Regions from separate parts of the Homo sapiens genome. Here regions 2 and 3 are each linked to region 1. The links are chromatin contacts, found by Hi-C or POLR2A ChIA-PET in ENCODE. All regions are on one chromosome and are shown on one strand. Each heading gives the region's core, a stretch centred on a gene start or an enhancer-like site at or near the end of the contact. The rest is flanking DNA. Distances are from core to core; before and after follow the strand shown. Region 1 holds the start of TEX2 (testis expressed 2). Region 2 holds the start of SMURF2 (SMAD specific E3 ubiquitin protein ligase 2). Region 3 overlaps SCN4A (sodium voltage-gated channel alpha subunit 4).

Region 1 (2,651 bases), core at 98-2,597:
TGTGGTCCTTGTACCACTTGCATTAGAATCACCTGGAGGGAGGGGTGTCGAAGGCCATCTCAGACTTACTGAATTACAGGTTCTGGGGTGGGACTTAGAGATCTTCATGTTAAAACCCTCCAGGATGATCTGACGTTGAAGATCTGACATTTGGGACCCACTAATGCAGGAGACACACTGACACATCTGTTTGTTGTCTTGGTCCTTTCTTGTGGTGGGTGGGAAGTGCAGAGGGGCAAGGACTACGGGGGAAGGGGGAACTCTCCCTATGTGCCAGTGCTTCTGCCAGCCAACCCAGGTTCGCAGAAGATAAATGCACAATGGGCATTGCCATCCCAGGAAGCTCATTCTAAGTGAGAATTTACCTCGAGAAGTCACTTTACCTCTCTGAGCCTCAGATATTGCCTCTCTAAAAATGAGTAGTTAATACTATATAAGTTCTAAGCTCTAAGAACTCGTGGCCAGGCGCGGTGGCTCACGCCTGTAATCCCAGTACTTTGGGAGGCTGGGTCCGGCGGATCACGAGGTCAAGAGACCGAGACCATCCTGGCCAACATGGTGAAACCCCGTCTCTACTAAAAATACAAAAATTAGCTGGGCATGGTGGCACGCGCCTGTAATCCCAGCTACTCGGAAGGCTGAGGCAGGAGAATCGCTTTAACCCAGGAGGCGGAGGTTGCAGTGAGCCCAGATGACGGCACTGCACTCCAGCCTGGCGACAGAGCGAGACTCCGTCTCAAACAAAAAAACTAGTAACAGAGTTAGTTCAGGATAGGATGTGGTAGTGTGGTAGTCAGGTGGGGGAAGTACATAATGCGGGAAACTGGGAATTTGCCTTTTTAAATCAATGTCTGCAGTTGGATGGGGATAGATACGTCTGATGGCCCTCTAAAATGCAAATCGAGTGAATTTGCCCAGGGGGATACCCCTGGTTCTCCGCGCCTCAGTCACCCCACCTCAACCCCCAGCCCTCGTCTCAAGGGCACTTGTTGCTGCTAGACTGCAGGAAGAGGAAATTAAGAAGTGCAAAGAGCTGGGGACAGTGTGCAGCCCCGTTGGGAGAGTGAAGCTTTTGTCCCCCTCACCTGGGGCTCTTCCAGGTAACCCTCCCCACCACTCCTCTCCCTAGCTCCAAGGGCGGTGGCCCCTTTAACAGACCTGACAAATCGCTCCCCCATTTCCGCGGCCTCACCTCGGCGCGCGGTAGAACTGGATTGGTTGGGCCTGGCGTGCCGTTTGCTCCGCCCCCGCGCCCTCTGGTTGGCGGCGGCGGCCGCGGGCGCGGGGCGGGTCCGCCGGCGGGGCGGGGCGGCGTGTGCCCGGGGGCGGGCGGGCGGCAGGGCAGCAGGACCGCGGCCGGTGCCCCAGCCGAAGCCGGAGTCGCGCGGCCGGGAGCACGGGCGCCGGCATAGTACAATGAGGCAGCCAGCGGATCTTGGGTGAGCAGTCTCAGGGCCAGGCGGGGGCGGTGGAGGGAGCGCCCCGCGGATAAGGCCCGGGCTGGGCGCGGATCGACCCCGCGGGCTTCAAAGTACCGGTCGGGTCCGGCGGCCCTTGGCGTGGCGGGGCTCGGCCCCCCACCCCGCTGTCATGGTTCAGGTATTGAAGGGGACGCCCACCCGCGACACCCCCGGGCAATCCCTTCCTTCGGGGCCCCGCCGGATGGCTCGGGCTCGACTCCGGCGGGAGGAGCTGCCGGCCCCGTCCCCTCAGCCTGCGGTCCCCGGCCCCGGGCAGGGAGGCACCGTCACGCGCAAACTAGAGGAAAACGGCTTGCAATTTTATGAATGGGGCCCCGGGTTCCTGCCGCCCCCCTCACCGGCGACGCGAAATGCTTGAAAGTCGAGAACCGCAGTTACTTTTACTCGAATCTGTCAGAGGTTGTATGCGCCCCGGTGGTTTTTCTCCAACTCCTGGAGAACGCGGGTGGCGGTGGGGTGGTTTGTGTGCTTTAGCAGGGAGGCGGCGGCGTGCCGAAATCCGGGGGATCGGAAGGTTAACAAGTGACATTGGGCTGAGGCCTAGCGCCAGGTGCCTTGCGGGGAGGCGGTGTGGCCGTGGACGCCGTCGCTGCTGGCTGCTGAGCACGGAAACCATACGGTGGAACCGGAGAAGGCGGGGAACGGCTGGCCACATTGCACCACACGCTGCCTAGAGCGTACGGCTGCCATGGGAGTTGGTGCAGGGGAGTCTTCCCCTTTTGAAAACGATTTTTGGAAAACTTAGCCCCTCAGTGGGTTGATAGTTACTTAAACCATCGGTTGTTATGGTTACTGGGCGTCAAATGTAAGGGCAAAGTCTGTTTCCACCCTCGCTCTTTCTCCAGAGCTATGAAGTACTTTGTCACTGTGTTTTACAGACACTGTCCAGGGAGGACATCCTTTTTTAGAGTTGAGGGAAAATTGTGGGCTCCTTGAGGGCAGGGCTCGTGCCACGTTCACGTTTGAAGTGCCAGCGTCTTCACACCATCACCGCTCTGCACATGCATTAAAAGGAATGAGGCTTTTACATGTTTTGAGGATTCTCAGAGGATTCAGAGGAGTCATTTCAGGAGCCAGGTGTAAGCTGGAGGGGAAACAACGAGTGACTTTTATATGGAAAACAATAAGGAAAAATGGAGGGCAGGTTATCCTTGAACTCTGGAGTATGGG
Region 2 (2,651 bases), core at 101-2,600, 400 kb before region 1:
AATGTTATAATAGCCTAAAGCAAAACTAACGAATCACATAAAAAATCCCCCACGCTATTGTCCTTAGTAGTTTACATTGTGCTAGATACTTTCGCATGTATATGCATACAACTTCTATTCTGTTTTTAAACTTTGCATTACATATACATTCTTCCATATTATATGATCTTCATAAAAATAGTTACATGGCTGCATAAAAAACCATGCGGTTCCTGGACTATTATGCTATTCCCTCATTCCCCTTTTGTTATTAATGGAATATAGCAAAGAACATCTTCTGTACGATTATTTGTCAAGAATAGGGCCGGTGCGGTGGCTCAGGTCTGTAATCCCAGCACTTTGGGAGGCCGAGGCGGGCTGATCGCTTGAGGTCAGGAGTTCGTGACCAGCCTGGGCAACATGGGAAAACCTAAACGTCTCTACTAAACATGTCTCTACTAAAAATACAAAAATTAGTGGGGCGTAGTGGTGCACACTGTGGTCTCAGCTACTCCAGAGGCTCAGGTGGGAGGATCACCTGAGCCCCGGAAGTTGAGACTGCAGTGAGCCGTGTTCGCACCACTGCACTCCAGCCTGGGCGACAGAGGGAGACCCTGTCTAAAAACAAAAAAATAAAAAATAAATTTCTAGCAGTACAGTTACAATGTCAAAGGATAAGGTACACATTTTTTAAAAACTTTTCTCTTTCTCCTCCTGAGATAACGAAATACAGTAGCGTATGAACAACTCTTCATACATTACTCTCCAAGGTTTATCTTGTTAATCCTTTAAGACGTATCATCTCCCCATCCTTGGCTGCACCTGAAAAGAGCGGGAGTCGGCAGGTAACCTGATCTCCTCCACCAGGTGAGTCCCGGATGGAGGTGTCAACTACAAGACCAGGAGCAGAGCATTCCTGGGGTTTTGCTGGAACCATCGGCGTGGGAATGCTTTCTCTTCCCTCGCCCGAAAGACGCCAAGTTCCCGGCAGGCAGCGGACTCGGTTCTAACCTTCCTCGCCCCAGCCTCTCGGAGCGCCCTGCACGCAGTGGGCGTCTAATAAAATGCAGTTGGCCCTGCTTGGACAAAAGTTCTCCCTTAAGTGGCCCGGACAGTAAACCCCTCCAGGTGCCACAGAGCTGCCGCGCCCGCCGCCGCTTTGCTCCCTGCCTGCTCCCTCCCAGCGTTCCGCGTGGGACCCTCGGCGGCAGCTCACACCCTCCCTGACTGCCGGTGCCCGCCAGGGCACCCTGCGCGCGCCCGCCGGCCCCGCCCCGGCCCCGCCCCGCCCCGCCGGCCCCGCCTCCCGTCTCCTCCCCGCCCCCCGGAGCCGACGAGTGGCGGCGGCGGCCCCAGGTCCCGGGTCCCTCAGACAAGAGGGCGGGTGGAGGAGGAAGCGGCCGAGCCCAGAGTTCTGCTCCGGCGCCCCCGAGCACCGCCCGCTTCAGCCGACCAGCCCCGTCGGCTACTGGGCCTCGCCGAGACGAGAGGAGGGAAAGGCCTCGGCGGCCGCGAGGAGGCGGCGGGGGCGCGGGCGGAGGCGGCGCGGGCGGCCGCGGCTGCCGCTTTGTTGTGCGGCCCGGGCCGAGGAAGGAGAAGTGGGAGGAGGGGGGAGCTCGGCGTCCCGCTCCCTCCGCGGCTCATGGCGACGACTCTCGGCACATCCGGGACCCTCCGGCCGTGGCGGCCGAGGCGCCGGCTGCTCGGGCCCCAGCCCCGGCCGCTGTGGTGACTCCGCCGCGCCTCGCCGTCGCCCCCGTGCCGCCCGCCGCCCCCGCCGCCCCCGCCGCCGGGGACATGTCTAACCCCGGAGGCCGGAGGAACGGGCCCGTCAAGCTGCGCCTGACAGGTGAGGGGGGGCGGCGGGCCGGGCTGGGCAGCCGCGGGGTGGGCGAGCTGGCGGGGGGTGCCTGTGGCCTTGGGAAGGGCCAGGGTCGCGATCAATGATGAGTTGGGGGTCGGAGGAATGGGAAGGCCTAGTTCAGGGAGAGTAATTGGAAAACCACTTGCTCTGGTTTGGACATTGTTTAAAAAGCCGAGGATGACTCGGGGCGGGGGGTGGTGTTTTGTGGAGGGGAGAATACACCGGTTCGCATCGCAGGCGGATTTCAGGTCGGAAAGTCTTGGTCAAGGAGCCAGACGCTGCCTCCCGGGGCTCGGGGAACAGCCCCTGGGCTACCGCCCAGGTGAGATCGTGAAGGGGATGAAGAGCTCCCGTGGCGAGGATTATTGAATCCGGTTGCTGACTGCGCGCAGTAAACACTCCTTAAAGATGGAGCGCTTAACGGGAGGGTGTGCGTGTGTGTTCCCGGGTTGTTACCTTGCACACACCCAGTTATGCCCGCATGAAAAACCTTTACTCCCCGCCGCCGGCCACCGCTGCCCGGGCCACACACCTTAAACTCATGTCTCTGAGGTGAGGAGACAGGTTGACTTTTCCGGTGTGCCTGTCTGATCCGACGGCTTGGGCTCATTGTACACTGTGTTTTGGAAGTGTCTGATTGTAGGGTGGCATGTTTGGGGTTGTTCCTTTTAGGCCGCAGAACTTGTGTCTAACTTCTAACGCCAGACCTGCTTTAAAAACACACTTTTTTGGGGGGGGTGCATTGCTAAGTATGTGCTCATACAAACTTTCGAGCAAACTTTCTGTTACTCTCCCCACCCTCCCCATT
Region 3 (2,651 bases), core at 114-2,613, 310 kb after region 1:
AGTGGCTGGTGCTGCCCTGGGCAACAGGGACTGGGAAGACGCCTGTCCCCATGTTCCCCAAAGGCCTATGGAATCCCTGAGCTGCAGCGACAGAGCTTCTCAGATATTGCTGATCTCTGGCTGGGGGCAGCACCAAGAGAGGGAAGGGGGTGTCACCTCAGCTGCAGAAGAAGACTATGCTGCAGCTACAGAGGAGAACCCAGGCCTCCTGTCCCTGAAAGGAGGGTCTTAGGGAGTGGGGAGAGAGAGGGAAGGTGCCCGGGCCCAACTTTGGGGCAGGATTGGGGATGGGGAGAGCAGACCCTGAGTAGGAGTTTGTTGATGTAAGTCTAAGGACTTGGGGGTGACTGAGTCTTCAGGGAGTTGCTGTTTCTATGTGTGGAAACTCAGAAACGTTTTAAATCCCCACTTTGCCACTCACTGACTGGGAAACCTCGAGCCCGTTATTTAACCCTTTGGGCCTCAGTTTTCCCATCTGGAAAACGGGGATGAAAATGGGGATGACTCTTTCACTGGGTGGTTGCAAGGATTATGTTACGCATGCGCTTACAAGTGCTTACCAAAGTGCCTGGCCACGTGGCTGGGAGTACAGGTGTTGCAGGCGTGCGGCAGGGCAGTGCTGGTTTAGGTTCCCGCCACCAGGGCGATGCTCCTGTATTGGCAGTGGGGGGCCTACTGTATGTCAGTCCCTGCCAAAGGGAGTTACTGGCATTGCCCCTAATTCTCTCAGCCACCCCATGAGACAGGTAATGTTATTTCCACACTCTCGAGGAGGCACTGCCCAGAACCACACAACTAGTGAGAAACAGAGCTGGTGCTGGAACTGGGTCCATGTAACTCCAGTAACGATAACATCAATGACAACAGTATCGTAATAATGATAACGTCAGCATCAGCAGAAGCATGGTGACAGCTGACATTTATTTAGCATTTACCCAGCATTCTGGGTGCTTCACATGTATTCATTTCACCTCATCCTCACGCCCACCTGTGAGGGGCGCGCTGGTTCATGTTTTATAGATGAGGAAACAGGGGCTCAGGGAGGTGAGTCTGTCCCGTGTGTGGGACGGGAGCCCCTGCAATCTGGCTGCAGAGTCTGGAACCAGTACAGGCCCTGCTTCTGTGTGCCTGTCACCCCTATCACACAGACATGCACACACGAACACACCACTGACATCCTTTCCCAGCCCAGCTCTGTGGCTCTCCCAGTTTGCTCAGAGGGAGTGGAACGGCCCAGGGAGGTGGCACTGTCAGCTCCTTGGGCACTGTCCCCTCCCACCACCTCCCCAGGCTTCAGAGAAGCAGGTGTCTGCCAGAGGCCACCAGGGCACCCTGCCAGAGAGTGTGAGGACCCGCATCCCCTGCACCTATGGCACTTGGTCACTTCCTGCGGGTAACTGTGAAGAAGAAGAGGAAGTGACTAGGTAACCCAAAGCACAGAACCCCCAGGGAAATTGATGTCGGCCCCCTCCCCTCCTCCCTTCCCCCATGCCTGGGGCAGCTATTTCTGTCTTGGGCAGGAGCCGTGTGCAAACCCTGCTGACCCAGAGAGCAGCTAATTCCCATCTCAGATGTGTTTCTGGCAACTGGATGCCTCCCCCCAGAGAGGGAGAAGAAAGACTAATGCGTTTTGGTGGGGGGCAAAGGCAGAAAAGCCTCTAGGGGACATGGCGGGGAGGAAGGGAGCCATGGAAATTCCCCTAGCACATTCTCTCAAAGAGCGTTTTCAGATAGTTTTTAAAGAGAGTATTTAACATGATTAACAGAATATAATCAACAGAATGTAGTGAAGACAATGACGAGAAGACCTTGGAGGAGGCTGGTGAGAGCCAGGAGTGAGACCCGCCGAGGAGACGGCCAAGGGTGGCGGATCTGCAAGTGCAGGCTCCCCAATTCCCCATGCCCTCTCACTCCCCCAGGGCTCCGAGGAAGAACCTGGCTATGCTTCTGGCTGATGGGAGCTGGGACCCTCACCCCAGCCAGGATTCTCCTTCCTCCCACTGCCCAGGGCCAGGCAGACTGGTAGAAGGAAGGGTGACCACATTAAAGACCTTCAGGGCTGCCATTCACCTTGTAGGCTAAGTGAAAGATGCCTTCTAAAGTTATACAATGACTAGAATCCTGGTTCGAGTCCTGGCTATGCTCTGTGTCCTAGAGCAGGCCACGCCACCTCTCTAGGACTCAGTTTACTCATCTATAAAATGCTGAGCTGGCCTCAGAGTTCACCACACTCTTCCTACACCTTGTATAACTTTCTTTCTTTCTTTCTTTTTCTTTTTCTTTTTTTTTTTTTCTTCAAGGCAGGGTCTCGCACTGTCACCCAGGCTGGAGTGCAGTGGGTGCAATCTGGGCTCACTGCAACCTCCGCCTCCCGGGTTCAAGTGATTCTCCTGCCTCAGCCTCCCAAGTAGCTGGGATTATAGGTGCACCACCACGCCCAGCTAATTTTTGTATTTTTAGTACATGGTTTCACCATGTTGGCCAGGCTGGAGCACCTTGTATAGCTTTCTATTATTTCAAACATAATAACAGCCAACATGCGTTGAGTGCCTACTGTGTGCTCTACTTGTATTGATGGGTTTTTTGTTTGTTTTTTGTTTTTTTGTTTTGTTTTGTTTTGAGATGGAGTCTCGCTCTGTCGCCCCGGCTGG

What was found. A loop is a pair of places that touch in the nucleus more often than their neighbours do. ChIA-PET counts read pairs that join two places held with the same protein, here RNA polymerase II (POLR2A). Pooled maps may share reads with other maps.
Region 2: a map of CD8-positive, alpha-beta T cell shows a loop between it and region 1 (6-fold over the local background). The contact joins the promoter of SMURF2 here to the promoter of TEX2 in region 1. A Hi-C loop is called at or near these places in 4 of 168 maps with a recorded cell type or tissue (CD4-positive, alpha-beta T cell, CD4-positive, alpha-beta memory T cell, CD8-positive, alpha-beta T cell and 1 more), 2 of 37 single-sample maps with no recorded cell type and 10 of 50 pooled maps.
Region 3: a loop to region 1 is called in a pooled map, with 2.6 times the contacts of the local background. The contact joins the enhancer-like site here to the promoter of TEX2 in region 1. A Hi-C loop is called at or near these places in 4 of 50 pooled maps. POLR2A ChIA-PET finds 5 or more read pairs at or near these places in 4 of 52 experiments (WTC11, activated CD4-positive, alpha-beta T cell and activated T-cell).

Annotation. Positions count from the first base shown.
Region 1 is chr17:64,261,956-64,264,606 of GRCh38, reverse strand. It overlaps TEX2 (testis expressed 2), which reads left to right and starts at 1,347. Exons shown (of 12, transcript NM_001288732.2): 1 at 1,347-1,439. RefSeq lists a silencer at 1,150-1,759.
Region 2 is chr17:64,661,006-64,663,656 of GRCh38, reverse strand. SMURF2 (SMAD specific E3 ubiquitin protein ligase 2) reads left to right here and starts at 1,350. Exons shown (of 19, transcript NM_022739.4): 1 at 1,350-1,828. The coding sequence starts at 1,777. RefSeq lists an enhancer at 498-1,056 and silencers at 1,207-1,606, 1,657-1,856.
Region 3 is chr17:63,953,328-63,955,978 of GRCh38, reverse strand. All of the region lies in intron 13 of SCN4A (sodium voltage-gated channel alpha subunit 4), which reads left to right. Among named protein-coding and RNA genes, the nearest start is that of SCN4A, 18 kb to the left of the region's middle. Within about 2 kb of position 1,363, at least 8 of the 41 ENCODE cell types and tissues checked have a DNase peak (open chromatin) inside an H3K27ac peak, as active enhancers do.